2 separate regions of the Homo sapiens genome follow, and region 1 is linked to region 2. A link is a loop called in an ENCODE intact Hi-C map of the cell type or tissue named here. Cell type or tissue: GM12878. All regions are shown on one strand. Links, peaks and the distances in the headings refer to the core of each region. The heading gives the core; the rest is flanking DNA.

What was found. Hi-C counts contacts between places; a loop is a spot of excess contacts. Peaks named below come from ENCODE experiments on the same cell type or tissue, not always from the same donor. Only the 100,000 strongest peaks of a DNase experiment are listed, where the experiment ranks them.
Region 1: a loop joins it to region 2, with 2.3 times the contacts of the local background. A loop is called at or near these places in 3 of 110 quality-filtered maps.

What each region holds. Positions count from the first base shown.
Region 1 is chr3:194,178,900-194,187,229 of GRCh38, forward strand. No RefSeq gene overlaps it. Among named protein-coding and RNA genes, the nearest start is that of HES1, 47 kb to the left of the region's middle. In GM12878, for the core only: no CTCF peak of the experiment used is centred there; no DNase peak of the experiment used is centred there.
Region 2 is chr3:194,303,540-194,311,869 of GRCh38, forward strand. LINC00887 (long intergenic non-protein coding RNA 887) reads right to left here. Exons shown (of 3, transcript NR_024480.1): 2 at 2,218-2,488; 3 at 1-198. Among named protein-coding and RNA genes, the nearest start is that of LINC00887, 5.1 kb to the right of the region's middle. RefSeq lists enhancers at 3,373-3,612, 4,123-4,272, 5,826-5,875. In GM12878, for the core only: no CTCF peak of the experiment used is centred there; DNase peaks (open chromatin) are centred at 2,972, 3,342, 3,882 and 5,572; H3K4me3 peaks cover 964 bases; H3K27ac peaks cover 3,567 bases.

The sequences.
Region 1 (8,330 bases), core at 4-8,003, 120 kb before region 2:
CCCACGAGAGGATCCAATGCATCCAGTCACTCAGCAAACATTCATGGAGAAGCTACTGTGTGCCAGGCATTGTTCCAGGCATGGAGGGATACAGTCACAAACAAAACCAAGTCCCTGCCCTAACGGAACTCCTCAGGGGAGGGGGTGCACATTAAATAACCATAATAAATAATATTTCAGATGATGGTATGTGGTATGAATAAATAATATTTCAGATGATGATATGTGGTATGAAGAAAATACAGCAGGGGAAGGGGGATGCTCTTCAGAAGAACAGCCCCTCCAGGAGTGCTTAGGACGCTGGCTGCAAAAATTCACGCACATTTCTAACGCCACTTCATCTCCCTTTAGTAGTTTTGCGAGCAGGCAGGAAATAGGAAATCGTTGGCATAAGTGTGCCCTGAAAGATGTCAAAGGCTGGATCCATCCACAAAAGCAACTGCAACACTGAGGTTGCCTGGCCTGGAGCAGGCGAGCATGGGGGAAGCAGCTCTGGGTGGGTAGTTGGCAGCCCTGACCTTTGTTTCCCGATCTGCCACCCAGGCTCAGTATGCCCTTCCCCATATCCCTTCACCCGATCTGCCACCCAGGCTCAGTATGCCCTTCCCCACATCCCTTCACCCGATCTGCCACCCAGGCTCAGTATGCCCTTCCCCACATCCCTTCACATCGCTGGATCCTCTGTAAAATGGAATATACAGCAGGTTGAGAGTTTCCTCTTTCCAGCCATCATTTTCTCCTAGCGCCATATTCTCTCAGACTTTTATTCCACATAGTCACTTTATTTTGGGTTTAAGTAGTTAATTTAGAAAAATGTCCCAAAGAGAGGGTTGATAGACCCCAGGAGTTCGAGGCAGTGAGCTATGATCGTGCCACTGCATACCAGTCTGGGTGACAGAGCAAGAGCCCCCCCACCCCCCCCAAAAAAAAAAAAGAAGAAGAGAAAAAAAACAACCTAAAGAATGGCTGGCAGACCTGGTCAAAGAGCTGTCTCGGGAAGAAATGATATATTCCTTCTCCAGCAGAAAGTGAGACCAGCCATCTAGAAACCAGAGCTAAGCCTTTGCACACACTTTATCTGAGAGAGAAAATTTAAAAATACAACCAAGAGAATTTTGGAAAAGAACAATAAAGGGAATCTTGTTTACTTACTTACAGCTTACTAGACAGCTATAGGAAGCTGCATATCATTTTGAACCATATTCCTCTGCTGGTGTGGGAAGAAGAAAATAGATCAATGCACTGAAGTGCTTCCATGACAGCTGGTAAACAGCTACTGCCCTGAACTCTCACAGTGCGTCCTGCTGACCTGGCCACCTTGGTCTCTCCCTTGGGACCCCTGACTCCTCACCCACCAGCTATTAAAGACTAACACCTGGGGGCGGGACGCGGTGGCTCACGCCTGTAATCCCAGCACTTTGGGAGGCCAAGGCAGGCGGATCACAAGGTCAGGAGATTGAGACCATCCTGGCCAACATGGTGAAACCCCGTCTCTACTAAAAATACAAAAAATTAGCCAGGCGTGGTGGCAGGCGCCTGTAGTCCCAGCTACTCAGGAGGCTGAGGCAGGAGAATGGCGTGAACCCGGGAGGCGGAGCTTGCAGTGAGCCGAGATCTAGCCACTGCACTGCAGCCTGGGTGACAGAGCGAGACTCCGTCTCAAAAAAAAAAAAAAAAATTAACACATGGCCCAGCAGGACCTCCTTGGACCCTACTTCAGCACCTCAGGCTGACGGCTAACTTCTGCACTGATCTGCAGACATTGCCCGATATGTGTATTATCTCACCGCTGAGCACCCTCAAACTCTCTTAGTGGTGGTTTGTCCTTTGAGAGTATAATTTGGCAGTTTCTATGAATTTTCAAACTATGCACACCCTTCAGCCCAGGAATTCCACTTCCCATCAGTTTTTCTACGAATATTTACATATGCAAAAGCTGTACAACAATTTTTATTGCAGCAGTTTAATAACAAATAAGGAAGCAACAACAGAAATAAGCTTACAGCCCAAAAATGAAGGCTGGTTAAATAATAGTCTATCCACGGAAGACTGCACCAACAGCCTTCAGTGACCCAGCAATTCACTGGCTTAGTGAATGGAGAAGTCCAGAAGAGAGGGGGTTTCGGGTTCCGTTCCATCAGTCCTCTGCTGTGTTGGTTATTCTCTTAGCTCTCCTCTCCTCTGTGTGCCACCTGCATCCTTTGTTGACCTCTCTCATCTATGGTGGTTCCAGGCCTGTCATCCACACACAGCCCAGCTCAGAGTGAGCGGGAGAGATCTTCTCTCCTACAGCTATTCAGAGACATCCTGGGCCGCAGTGGGATTGGAGCCCTCCTGAGCTCATTGCTGAGGTTTACACCTCCCAGGGCCCTCCCCTAGAGCTGCTGATGAGGTCAATCCCACCCAGATTCCAAGGCTGCTCCCCAAGGCGGAAGGGGCAGAGTGGATGGGTATGGGTCGGGGATGGGGGAGCCACCCAGTTTGGCTGGCCAGTATGGTGACCATGTTCTAGAAAGCCACCCTTAACTCACTGGGGGAAAAGGATGTATGGGGAATAAGAGTGGATGGAAGCAGGAAGACAAGTTAGGAGGCGGTTGCTATGGTGCTGACCAGAAAGGGAGACGGGCAGAGAGTCACAGGGTGCGATCGGCAGGGCTTAGGGCTTGGTCACCACCTAAACTGCATTGGGAGTATTGAGAGGGGTTTCAACAAAGCCAAGACCAGGGTGCAAAATTTAAGGGGATGTCGAAAAACTCAGTAATCAAGATACATAATATTTCAATGCAATATTTTTTAAAATAAAAAGGAATCCAAACATTTATGATGTATGAAATACTAAAAATTCACATAAAGACAGAAACTGTGACTGGGCATTTTCCTTTTTGGCCTCAGTCTCTAAAGTGGCTCGGCACGGCACTCACTGGAGGATGACCAACAGGTTACAAAATTGTGGTGCTTAAAAAAAGTTACTGGGATAAAGAATTGGTTTGAGGTAGAAGTTGGTGGGCTTTCTTTTAGCTGCTACAGGTATGTTCAGGCCTCTTAAACTGCAGCTGAGATCCATTTAGTGTAGGAATAAAAAACAGTTCCTGAGATTGTGTGATCAGAGAGGGAAAAGAGAATTTTCGCTCAACACTGAGACCACCTAATTCACTGTCTTCTCAAAATGCGCTGTAATATTCACTTAGCTTCCCCACATCAAATGGAATGTGGCAGGAGGGAATTCCGGGAAAGAGCCCACTGCATAAGCAATGTAAGTCGTGGATTACACCATCCCAGATCTCCAGCCAGGGGCCTAACCTGAGCTGTGACAGTCATATAATTACACTCTTGTATTCATTAATTCACCAACTTCCCCTCCTACTTCTGCTCTTCTTCTTCCTCCTCCTCTCCCTCCTCCTTCTGCTCTTCCTTCCTCCTCCTCCCCCTGCTCTTCTTCTTCCTCCTGCTCCCCCCTTCTCTTCCTCGTCCTCCTCGCATGCGTCAGGATGCGGAGTTAGGAAATGATGATGATGATATTGGTGAGAAGAAGGGGGAGAACAACAACATGCAGGATGAGAAAAAACAAAAAAGCTGAGAAGGAGAAAGGAAAGAAAAGGAAAAAAAGAAGAGAAAAAAGAGAAGGGAAGAAGAGAAGAAACAGGAAACAGTACTAAGTAGAGTCATTGTTTTTTTAAATTATGAACAAACTATTCTATGTGAATTTTAGAGTCGAAAACTGTTCTCCTCCCCCACTGCAGACTACAGCGACAAACCTAGAGAATGATCACAGATTGAGCAACAACTGTTTTCTTTCTTTTTTGTTTGTTTGTTTGTTTGTTTGAGACAGTCTTGCTCTGTCACCCAGGCTGAAGTGCGGTGGCACGATCTCAGCTCACTGCAACCTCCACCTCCCGGGTTCAAGCAATTGTCCTGCCTCAGCCTCCCGAGTAGCTGGGATTACAGGCACCCACCACCACACTGGGCAAATTTTTATGCTTTTCGTAGAGATGATGTTTTACCGTGTTGGTCAGGCTGGTCTCAAACTCCTGACCTCAAGTGATCCTCCCGCCTTGGCCTCCCAAAGTGCTGAGATTACAGGCGTGAGCCACAGTGCCTGGCCTGTTTTCTTTCTTTTTTAGTGAGGAAAGAGGCATAAGTCTAAGAGATATACCTGCCCTCAGCTGATGCTCCCAACAGGTGCCCTAGCTAGAGGAACAGGAGGTGTTTCCTGTGCAGAGGTGGTGTTTGCATCGAGCCTCACAACTCCACAGCTTGGCTCTATAGATGCTCATTAAGTTCCAGGGAATAAAAATATTATAAAGGTTAGTGGCTAAAGGAAATAACTGCTATCTTTTCTTTAAAAGAAAGAAGAAAAAGCCCACCAGTAATGATATCATTGCTACCTTGAATCTCAAATTTAGGTATAACAATGGGTCTTAGACAAAAGACATGGCCTGGAGGACTGAGCCAGATGGAGCAAGTTGGGCAAGGAACAGAGTTTCTTCCAAGTGAGGCCACTGAACTGTGAATGTGGTCACTAGAAGAGGCAACTTCCCTGTAAATTCAAAGTGTGCTGGCATTCCCATCACTAGGGACCACTCCTGGGCCCTGGAGTCAGAATCACCATGATCAGCAGCCCGTGAGGTGGAACTGCTTTCACCCCGTGGCTAGGAATTGTCCCAGTCCCTCAGTGGGCCAAAGAGGAGACCTTTTCAGGGGAAAGCCCGTGCATTTGTGTCTATGCCTTGTTTTGTAAAGAATCGTTTCAAGTTGAAATTATTTTTAATTAAAACAATAAAACCCCACTGGTATAGTTTTGATGGCACAAGTTTGCACTGACTAGTCTTGAACTGGGAGTCAGGAGGCCCCTTCCACTAATTTATTGGGTGACCTTGGGCAGATGACATCCTCTTTCTGGAGCTCAGTTTTCATATCTATAAATTAGGGATGATATAGATAATATAATGTAGACCCCCTTTGGTTCCCAGATATAGACGCATCAATGTGCTATAAGAGATTCACCAAGCAGGAGAAGGAGGTGGGGACAGTTAAGTACATTTTCTGGGTCAACCTCCTGATTCTGATTCCATAGGTCCAGGAACCTCCAGGCTGCTGCTGATAACCAGCCATTAAGTAATCCCTGGACTTAAATGACCTCTGCAGCCCTTTCTGGCCCAGGAAAGCCGGGGACAATCACTAAAAAAAGATATAACTATAAATTACATCAAAGTCATTTGGGGATAGAGCTTTCTTTGAAATGACGTGTAAAAGGAGGGCAGCGCGGCTCAGAGATTTCAGAAATATTTCAAAAAGTAACACTCCTGATAGGAAATACTATCTACATAAATAAATGAAATGAAAAAGGCCTTTTTTTTCCCTTTAATTTCCCCTCAACTTTAACTCCTTAAATTTCTACAGGAAGGGTAACAGGGGCAGAGAGTGAGGGAAGTCTATCTCCCTGACAATTCCCTAAAGTGATTTATTGTGGAGGTCACAATAGTCCCTGTTTGGACCTGTTACAGTTTGCTAAGCTCCACTAAGCTTAGGTAGTAGGAGATCCTTCATTGGAACACTTGTGTTGAAGGGAGGAGGAGGAGGAGAGGAAGAAGCCGCCACTGCTTTGTTTTTAGCTCTAGAGCTGCCTGAGGCCTGGTCTCAATCCTGGGACACGGTTCTGTTTGTCTTCCTTTTCTATTCAAGTTGCTGATGTTCCAGGCGTTCTCTGCCCCATTGCTCAGTGTTTGTTTATGGCAGCCAAGTAGAAAATTGTAATGTCTGTAATTGTTATTGGTTTGCTGATTGTGTGACCACCTGGTTGGCTGGATTCCGGACAAAGGCAGTAAATCCTGCTTTAAGGCTAAAGCTGTGTACTTTAGGAGGAGGAAGAGGAGAAGGGGAAGTTTGGAGGTCTTTTGTTTGTGTCTGTGCCTTGTTTTGTAAAGAATCATTTCAAGTTGAAATTATTTTAATTGAAACAATAAAACCCTGCTAGTACACTTTTGATGGCACAAGTTTGCACTAGAAGAAGGCCTTCTTTTTTTTTTTTGCAATGAAATGCCCTGAAATTGAGGAATTCCTCAATAAACAACTTCATACTTGATTTGCTGTGTATGAAGTTGGATGTGCAGTTTCCAGATGTTTTCCAAAAGGCCCTGTGCTCTGAGGTACACAGACTGCTTCGAGACATCCCTCTGGTCTGCAGAGATCCCACAGCTGTTTTAGTAAAAAATTATTTTCTTTTAATTTCATAAAATGCCACATTCAACATGCACCTTTCATCCAGAGAGACCCTAAGATGTTCAAAGGATTCAGAATTAGCGACCCATCCCCTACCCTCTGGAGTCATACACAGAAAATATTTAACATCTGTACTGCTATACCACCCAAAAGTTTTAAATTGAAGGAAGATGTGTTTCTTGCACTAAATTACCAGAGGAATTTTCAAAGTAGAGCTCAGTTACCTAGGTTGGTCAGGACGTCACTGCAGGAAAACCCTTCTTTTTCTCAAAGCGCTGAGGCGCGATGAATGAGCAACCAGCCCTTTCCCTGCCTCTTGCCCCAGAGATGGCACTGCAGGCGGTACCGGTTTCCAGCACTCAACTGGCTCTGGTGTGGTTAATAATAATAGTATTGGCCAGGCGCCGTGGCTCATGCTGTAATCCCAGCACTTTGGGAGGCTGGAGCGGGTGGATCATCTGAGGTTAGGAGTTCAAGACCAGCCTGGCTAACATGGGGAAACCCAGTCTCTATTAATAATACAAAAATTAGCTGGGCCTGGTGGTGCATGCGTGTAATCCCAGCTATTTGGGAGGCTGAGGCAGGAGAATCTCCTGAACCTGGGAGGCGGAGGTTGCAGTGAGCCGAGATCGTGCCATTGCACTCCAGCCTGGTGACAATAGCAAAACTCCATCTCCAGATTAAAAAATAATAATAACAATAGTAATAATATTACAGCTGGCTTCACTGAGTGCTTACAGTCTACCAGACCTTGAATCCAATGCTTAATGTATATGGTTTCATTTAATTCTAATAAAATAGCAACTTTATTGGGTGAGTATTGTTACTGTCCTGATTTTATAGAAGAAAAAAACTTACAAGGCTCAGAGAGTTAGTTCAGTTGTTGAGTCAAAGATCACAAAGCCAGGAAGTTAGAATTTAAATCCCGTTTTGTCTGCCTTGCATCCATGCTATTTGTCACCATGTCCCACTTGTCCTGATGCTACAAGGTGCTGAGGTATGTCCTCCGACAAATAGTGCATCTTACCAAGAACCCGGTGTGTGCAGAGTTGTGGGTTATGATCAGAAGTGGAGAGGAGGCTGGGTGTGGTGGCTCACGCCTGTGATCCCAGGACTTTGAGAGGCCGAGGAGGGCGGATCACGAGGTCAGGAGTTCAAGACCAGCCTGGCCAACATGGTGAAACCCCATCTCTATTAAAAATACAAAAATTAGCTGGGCGTGACAGTGGGCACCTGTAATCCCAGCTACTCAGGAGGCTGAGGTGGGAGAATCACTTGAGCCCAGGAGGAGGAGGATGCAGCGAGCCAAGATCGCGCCACTGCACTCTAGCCTGGGCAACAATAGCAAAACTCCATCTCAAAAAAAAAAAAAAGTGGGTAAGAGAATAACCAAGAATAACCAAGAATAACCAATCCTACCCTTACAGAGCTTACTAACAAGGTGACCCATTGCCCCAGTGTGTGCCTCAGACCGTCCCAGCTTTAGCATCCAGAGTCCCGTATGCCAGGTATGGGAGGCGGAATTCTAGGATGACTCTCCAAATTCCCTACTGCACATACACCTTCTCCAGTTATTGAATCAAACCTTAAATCTAGGTGTTATTATGAAGGGAGTTTACAGATGTAACTAAGTTGACTTTAAGATAGGGGGATTAGCCAGGTGGGCCTGACTTTATCAGATGAGTCTTTTAAACCTGGGTCTAGAGGTCAGAGACATAAGGCAGAGAGATTTGAAGTCTGATTCCACACGGCTTTGAAAATGGAGGGGGTCACACAGCACGGAATGTGGTTGACCTCATCCAGTGCTTACAGTACCCTGGTCCTATTATGCCCTTCTTAGACATGAGGAAACTGAGGCACGGAAGGTTCAGCTTCAGGTCCAAGGTCATATAGCCAGCGCGGAACAGCACTGAGATTGGTGGTCAGACCTTGGAGCCACAAGTCCGTGGGAGGCCCCTGCACACAGGCGGAGCTGGGAGTGACCTCCAGCTGACAGCTGGTAAGGAGATGGGGGCCTCAGCCATATAGTGCAAGAAACTGCATCCTGCCCACCGCCTGTGTGAGCCTGAAAACGGATTTACTCAGCCTGGCAGACACCTGAATTTCGGCTC
Region 2 (8,330 bases), core at 104-8,103:
GGTCTGTGTGTGGGCGGGGTGGGCAGGAGCTCAGCTCAGGATGAAATGTCTGTTACCTGCCAAGCAGGATGTCTTAGAGGCAGTGGATTCTCAGCATACACAACTCTGAGAGTCAGCAGAGAAGTCTAATTTAAAGATGAGTGATGGAGAGTTCCAAGGATTGAGCCTTGATGTTCTTTGTCATTCCTTCGCAGGAATCTGAAGAGAAGATGGCAAAAGAGTCTGAGAGGCAGTGGCCAGAAGGAGAAGGAAAGCAGGTGGATGTGAAGAAAGTGTTCAACGTGGAGGGAGGAACCAGCCATGTCAAATGATGCTGACAGCCAGGCAAGATGAGGACCAAGAAATGTCCACTGCATTTAGCAAAATGAGGACATTGGTGACCTTGACAAGAACAGTGTCAGGGATGACAGTGTGATTGGGGTGGATTCAAGGGAGAATGGGAGGAGAGAATTTGGAGATGATGAGTCCAGACAATCATTTTGGAAGTGGTAAGAACTGGGGCCATTCTCCTGGGGGAGGAAGTGGGGTCAAGACAAGGTATCTTTACATGGGAGAGATGGCAACATGGTAGCATGCTGCTAGGAGAGACCCCATAGAGAGGGAAAGATTGATGGTGCAAGGGACAGAAGGGAGACACTGGAGCGATGTCCTTGAGCAGCCAGGAGGGCATGGGATGAATGTTGCAGGGGGAGGGGCTGGCCTGAGCCATGGCGTGAAAAGTTCATCCACAGAACAGGAGAGGGACAGACACAAAACGCGGGCATGCGGTGAGGCAGCGGGTGAGGTGGGGACAGATGCTCGTGAGCATCTCTTCTGATTGCTTTTATCTTCTTCGTGAAGTAGGAAGCTGAGGCATCACCCGAGAAGAAGGCTCAGCGAGTCCGTGTAAGGCAAGCGGGACTGTAAGCTCCATGAGGACAGGAACCTTGTCTCTTGTTCGCCATCGCCCCGCTGTGTGAGCACAGTGCTAGGGATGTACTAGGTGTTCAAAAGGCATATATTGGATGATGAGCTAATGAATGGCAAAATGGGCAGATTATCACAGTACCTGAAACCACAGGACCTCACCCTAAATGGGCACAGGCCAGATGCCCAGTGCTTTTTTTTTTTTTTTTTTTTTGAGATGTGGTCTCACTCTGTTGCTCAGCCTGGAGTGCAGTGGCGCAATCACCAACCACTGCAGCCTCGACTTCCTGGGTTCAGGCAATCCTCCCACCTCAGCTTCCTGAGCAGCTGGGACTACAGGTGTGCACCACCACACCCAGCTAATTTTTGTACTTTTTGTAGAGACAGGGCTTTGCCATGTTGCCCAGGCTGTTATCGAATTCCTGTGCTCAAGTGATCCACCCACCTCCACCTCCAAAAATGCTGGGATTACAGGCGTGAGCCACCATGCCTAGCCTGCCCGGTGCTATTCTGATTCATACACTTATATTTATAGCCATCAAATCTCAGGGCTTCCTTGGGTCCCTGGGCGACCTCTGGCCAGTCTCTTTCCTGCTCTTGCCTCTCTCACCGAGCTTAGAAGAGGCTAGGCTTAGGGCTTCTTGTAAAATGACCAGCTTTCTCTAATTGAAGACCAGGGTACCCTATCACATTTGTATCTATTCTTTGCTCTTTTTCTCTTTCCTAGTGACCCTCATGTTGTCATATTTGTTGCCAAGCTCACTAAGGAGGGCACCACGGGACCAGGGTTGTCACCTCTAGGCAGAGGGGAAGCTTGAAAATGACAACACATGGCCCTAGGATGTTCATAGGCACCATCACAATTCAACTGCTTCCTCAAGGCCCAGGGAATATTTTTCTTTGCAAACTACTAGTATTCTATCAGTATGACTAGTAGTTTAAATTGTTTGGAATCTTCTGGTCCAAGGCAGAGCTGTGGGGCTGTGGAGGCAAAGTCCTGCCTGAAATGGGACCCCCTGCAGGGTGCCTGAAGTCTAAGGGTCTGGGTCCTCAGCCACGGATCACACAGCCTGGAGCCTGTGAGTGGGGAGCCCCTGCCACACTTCCCTCAGCCAGAATCCTAAACCCGCAGGAGTCCCGGGGCTCTGCGACACTCTCTAGCCCAACTCTCTTCAACACCAAACCCCTTATGCATCTGTCAGATGGTCCTTCAACTTCTGGGTGAAGTGCCGGTTTAAAAGTGAACTGCCAGAGAAGCAGTCGCTCCAGATGTCTTCAAAGGCCAGTGTCTGTAACCCCATCTGTTCTTACCTCAAAGGCCAGGCTCCCATCCATCATGATGGGGAGAGGTGGGAAAGGGCTGGCTGGTCCTGTCAACTCCGATAAACAGGTGAAACACTGGCCAGGTGTTCCTGGAACTGGGATCTCCCCTTTTCTCTCCCATGCTGAGCTGCTTCTTGGAAACATTCGCAAGAGGGTGACAGTCTTCCCTCCAGATCCCTTCTTCGTCCCCAGGGCACCAGAATAGCAGCTGACAGCCCCAGCACAAGTCCTTGGATTCTTTGTCATGTTTAAGAGGAGGCTGGCGGGTGGAAGATGGGAGAGGAATCCAATTATTTAGTCAATAAACATGTATTGAGAAGCCAGTGTGTGCCCGGCACCCTTCAAGATGCTTGGGATATCTGAGTGAATGAAACCCACAGGATCTGCTGCCTGTGGGGCTTGCATTCTAGTGAGGGGAAAGGTCAGAGTTCAGGCAGAGTCTTCCTGACACAACGGGCTTCCCTTCCCCCAGGGCAAGAGGGATCCAGCCAGGCTCCTGCTGGGCCAGTGGATCAGTCCCCGATCCACTCCCAGAGCAAGCAGCCGCAGTCAGCAGAGACCCCACCCTCCAGATCTGCCAAGCACATCGGCTGACTCCAGCCCCCAGAGCCACAGAGCCACTCAGCAATCAAGGAGAGTAGCTCCCAGCCACGGTTGGTGGCAACCCCAGGGCCCGCTGTGGGGGATGCTGTGGGTCCACTCCCTGCCACCTGCTTCCTGCCTGTGTAGCCACAAGGGAAATACCACCTTCTGAGAAGGGGGAGCCTGTCACCCAGATAAGCAGGTTTTGTGGGCCGCTTCCACAGGAAAACATGCTTTCTAAGAAGCCAGTCTCCTTCCTCTCGTTGTTTTCCTGGCAAGCAGAAGCAGCGTGAACACCTGCAGATCGCAGCGAGATGAGGTGGATTAAAGTAAACTCTCCTTACTGTTAAAACGCCCAGCATCCCCTCAAATGCTGGGGGTGGCTTCCCAAATATAATCTTTTTAGAGAAAAAAAAATGCCCACATCTACCACTGTTTGCAAGCAATTCAGACAACTTAGGTGTGTCTTCTCCCTGTTGCGGGCAATGAAAAAGAGGCTGCTGACATCTGTTTCCTTTAAGAAACTTGTAAAAAAATCCTCATGCAGATGCGCACGGTTGCTTGGCTATGAGCAAAGCAGCATGCCGTTCCTGACCATCCATGGGCCCCTCCTAACCTGAGCACTTGCTGGGGCCAGAAGACCCCTGCCCCAGGAGCTGGCAAGGGGGTACATGGTTCGAGGGTGGGTTTCTAGCTCCTAGGGTGGACCTTTGACCCAACCAACTCCTAATCAGCAAAAGCCAAACGAGACAAAACCACTGTGGGGAAACTTCTCCCTTTTTAAGCCCCAGCTTGTATAAATTAATTCTTTGTATACAACCATGAAAGGAGATCTGAGGTGAAACACAAGTCACCCCAATGGTGTAATGAACTTTCTGAAGCTTAAAAAAAGTCATCAAAACACGGAGGCAGTTGGGTGAGACATTTCCTCCAATGCAAAATCAGTTTCTACATCAATGATTCTCAGAATGGGGTAAGGTGGCAGGGGAGAGAGTATAATGAGTTTAGTGGCTTTTTCAAACTACCTGTGTGCCACTCCCATCCTCAATTCTAGAGATTCTGGCACACGCCCCAGGAAGCCTCTCCTGACCGAGAACTCCCGTCATGGTGAGTTCTTCTTACTCAGTGGTTCTTAAAGATGAGCTTGCACCAGAAGCACCTGCAGGGCCCGGTAAAGCCCAAACCGCTTGTTCCCACCCCCAGTTTCTGATTCAGTAATCCTGGGGTGGGGTCCAGAATTTGCATTTCTAACAAGTTCCTAGGCGATGCTGTTGCTGGTACCAGGGACTGCACCAAAAATCCTCCAGGTGTTTTGAGGCAGAAGATAATTAAGAACAACTGGGTTGAAAAGAAATTATTTGCTGTGTATTGCAAAAGAACAAAATCAAACCTCTTTGTAGCACCTCTTGATGCTGATGGCATGGCGGTACACTGAAGTATTGTGGGGGAAATGGCTGAGACCCCAAGGCTAGAGATAAACACATGACCCAGATTGTAGCTCCATCCCCCCCACTTGCAGATCTCGGACAGGCCAGAGAGTCCCCGCTGTGAGATAAAGTTTGGGGTTGTCAGCTGCTCATTTAGCTAGAGCACCGATGAAAGGAGAATAGGGCATGGATTCCATCTCCACATGGGTCAGGAAGCTTGTCCTGTCCTGTGGCTGTGGGCAGTGGCTTATCAGGGGTCGATCCTCAGGCCACTGAGCAGAAGAATGCAAGGGCAGCCACCCCTCACCAATGAGGCTACTCAGTGCCCACGCTCGACCCACCCCAGCTATGGCAGAAACTTTCCACCCAGAAGGAAAGGCCCCATTATTAGAATTCAGAAGGGACTTTGTGGCAACCAAACTTACAGCGTATATGCCAACGTCATGCCACACCCCAAAGGTCAGTGATGGTGCCAGTCATGATCTAGAAAGAAACTGGGCCTGCGGTTCCAGGGAAGAAAACCCACAGTCTGGGAAAAGTAGAATTTGAGAATTAACTTTGATTTCCTATTAATTCTTATCCCACATGGGATTACACTGTCTGGTAATTATAAGTGTGGGGTGGGGAAATCGATTCCTGTACTTCCTCCATAGAAGGGAACTTGTTTGTCAGAACTTCCAGGGCCTAGCACAGCCCTGGAACACACTAGGTCCTCAGTTAATGATAAATCTTTTACAGTCAGTGCCTCCCAGAGGGGAGAAAATACCATCAAAAGTCAGGACTTTGGGAGCCTGGGAACCTAGTGTTCATCTTAGAGAAGCTCAATGCCGTCTAGCACGGAATTCTGCAGCCGTGGAGCAAAGATTCCTTCCCCTAATTCTGTTGGCTTGCCTGGCTCTGCTCCTGAATATTTAATTGGAGTAATTAAGCCTATCACCAACAGGCTGTCAGTCCCAGCATTCAAAAACTCTCCTGTTGTTCTTCCAAAGAGTTAATGATCTTCAGGCCTTGAAAAGATCCTGCATTTTTGGCTGGTTATCAAAATCAACTAGAGAAGAGCTGATTTCAGGATGCTGACAGCCTTGCTCTCTTGCTCTGTGGTGGGGGCTGTGCTGGGCTAGGGGAAGAGGACTTGCATTCATACCCACAGACATTCCCACACACACACACATACGTGCACATCAACACCAACACCAAAACTTAGGTGTTCACTGATTTCATGAGGCGATTCATTTTCTGCTGGGTGGGGTGGGGTAGTGGTGTGGTGCAGCGTTAATGATTCCTGAGACATGTCCTGTCTTGTATGTTTATACCTCTGCAGTTAGCCTTTCTTCTTTTTTGCCCCCGATCCTACTCAAAGTACCCTTAAGTATGGAATGCATGATGAACAGGCCAGATGATTCTATCAGTTCTCTTGGAGTTTCCTATATTCTATTCTACCCCTCAAGATCACTTTCACTTCCCAGACTAGTCATTACGATGCCCTAAATGCTGGTTAAGGGTCATGACAAAAAAAAAAAAAATCCAGCTGAAAACTACTTGGCCATTTTGCATAAAACTGGGGTCAACCCACTGGTCTGTTGTATCACTTGACAGGAGCCCCTTAGGAAATCTCTTTTAGAGCTCAAAAGCCAGGTGAATTTTATCTCTCCTAAGAAATCCACTTACTTTTCCCTGTTTTATTTTTGTCTTGGCTGCCAAGAGCCTCAGAGTTAAATTTAATAACAGTTTTAGGTTTTGTATATTTACTTCCCTCCTTCTTCCTGTGGTCCTGAAAATAAGATAACTATTTTAATAATCTTACTGAATGTATTTTCTTTGTTGTAAGGCATGCAATTTTTTTTTCTTTTTTAGAAAACACAAGCTATCAATGATCTTAGTGTAAAATAAGTGCAGGATCCTGCACTCAGAGGGAAAGCCAATTGCATACAGAATGATGATTCCCTATAAACAAAAATTCCTGAATAAGATTAAGAGGGTCATAGTGGGCCACAAGCTGACAGTGCAACAGTAACCCTGTGCAGGGAAGCGGGTGGTCCCTAAGAGACCAGGCTTCTGAGTGTATGCTATCTTATTTCAGCCCTCCATGAAGCTTCGTGGTTTAGCTTTACAATGGCCCCTAGAGAAGATCTTACTAAGAGCTGTAGAAAAAGGTTGCGTTGTGCTTAACTGCAATCCTTTCACATGTGAGAGCAAGCTAACATACATCCGTTAGACACCTACTGTTTTCAGAATCCTGCCAGAGGAGCAGTAGGTCTTTTTCCTCAGTGGTTTTCTCCCACCCACAGTCACCAGTGTAGATAGAAGCCCTTGGAACCACGTTCCGCAGCAGCACAACAGGTGGGGCTTGGGAAGACAGTGCATCTCCTGCTAGCCAGGCTGCCCAGACCCTGGGGTGAGTGTCCAAGTAGGTCTTGGACTACCCTCTTCCCCCAGCTTTTAGAAAATTCTCACCCAATTGGACTGCTGTGAGGGGGACCTGATCTGAACCCTCAAACTCCTGCTCTGCAAAGCCTAGATCAGACAGAGGCCCAGCCTCAAAAGCACCTCACTGTTCAGGCCACACAGGCAAGCTCCCGGAAGCTGGGCATGGAGCACTGCCACACGGTATGGTCCTAATTCTCCTGTCTCATCCTCCGCAGCCTTTGCTCCTGGAGCGGCTGTGTTGGGTGTTCTGGCACCAGTGGCCACACGAGCCATGCTGGCCCCTTTCCCTGACATTTTTTAAATATAAATTTTTAAATGTGTCTTTGAGATGAAAGCAGGAATGCCAAAAGTAGGCCGACGCTTTCTTGTGTTCAATTACAGCCCTGGGGAGTACCCCACACAAGGAACTGCTCAGAGCTCCAGCCAAGATGAAATCTGCTTTTCCAATAAGCACTTCAAATGGCAGGGGATGTTGTTGGCTGGCTTCAGCAACTGGGAGGCCAACAGTTAATAGGGCTGGGCACAGAGGCAGGGCTGCCCGCCATCAGGGGAAATCTGAAGCTGCCTTTCACAGCAGCTTTCACCGCAACTGAAGTTACAAGACACTTTTCTGGCTCCCCCAAGCCAGTGGCATGAACCCACCTTTGGACTTCATTGAAAAGAACTTCCAAGATTTAATCTTCCAAGATTAAAGATTTTGATATCCAATGTATGGAGAATTAATTACTCTCTATACAGTTTTTCTTCATTATTTTCTCAGGCCAAATTCCTTTACAGTAAGTGTTAGGCATGTCCAAATTATTTTATTGGACTGGAATTTTGTTGGTTTGAATATAGGCCATGCCAGAAATGCTGATAAAATGAAATGAGGATACTGATGGTGGTGGTGAGGATGGATGGATGGATGCGTGGATCGATGGATAGATGGATGGATGGATGCATGCATGGATGGATGGATGGATGGATGCATGGATGGATGGATGCATGGATGGATGGATGGATGCATGCATGGAAGAATGGATGGATAGATGGATGGATGGATGGATGGATAGATGGATGCATGGATGGATGCATGGATGGATGGATGGATGCATGGATAGATGGATGGATACATAGATTGGCTGGTAGTAGAAGTAGTGGCAGTGTTATAAGCTAAGTAGGGAAAGGTCTAACAGCTCCATTTCCCAAACCTGGAAGCTGAAATTCCACAAAGCAAATGACTGGCCCAAGCTTACCACAGGTGAGCCTGACGTAGAACCCAAGCCTTCTAAGTTATGCACTCCTCAAGACACCAACTTGTACTTCAGTAATCTGTGTCACGCTGTGACTGCATATCCATGTCCTGCCCTGGCACAGAGCTTTCCAGACTCAGTCACAGTCATAGGTGCATTTTGCCTGGTTTAGTTACTAAGTATTGGCCAATTATCAAGTCATGAAGGGAATCGTCACCAGGACTCGGGATTCCAGCTTCATTCTTGAATCCCTAAAGCCATTCCTGGATTTGAACACATATTTCCTGACCCGTTAGGTAGAAGAAGAAGCACCAGGGTAAACAGCAGCGATTTCCAAATTGCGGTGTGGATAAAGGATTTGTTAAAATACGTATTCCTGGGCCTCATTTCCCTGCCAGGTTCTGAATGAGGAGGTCTGAAGCAGGTGCAGGAA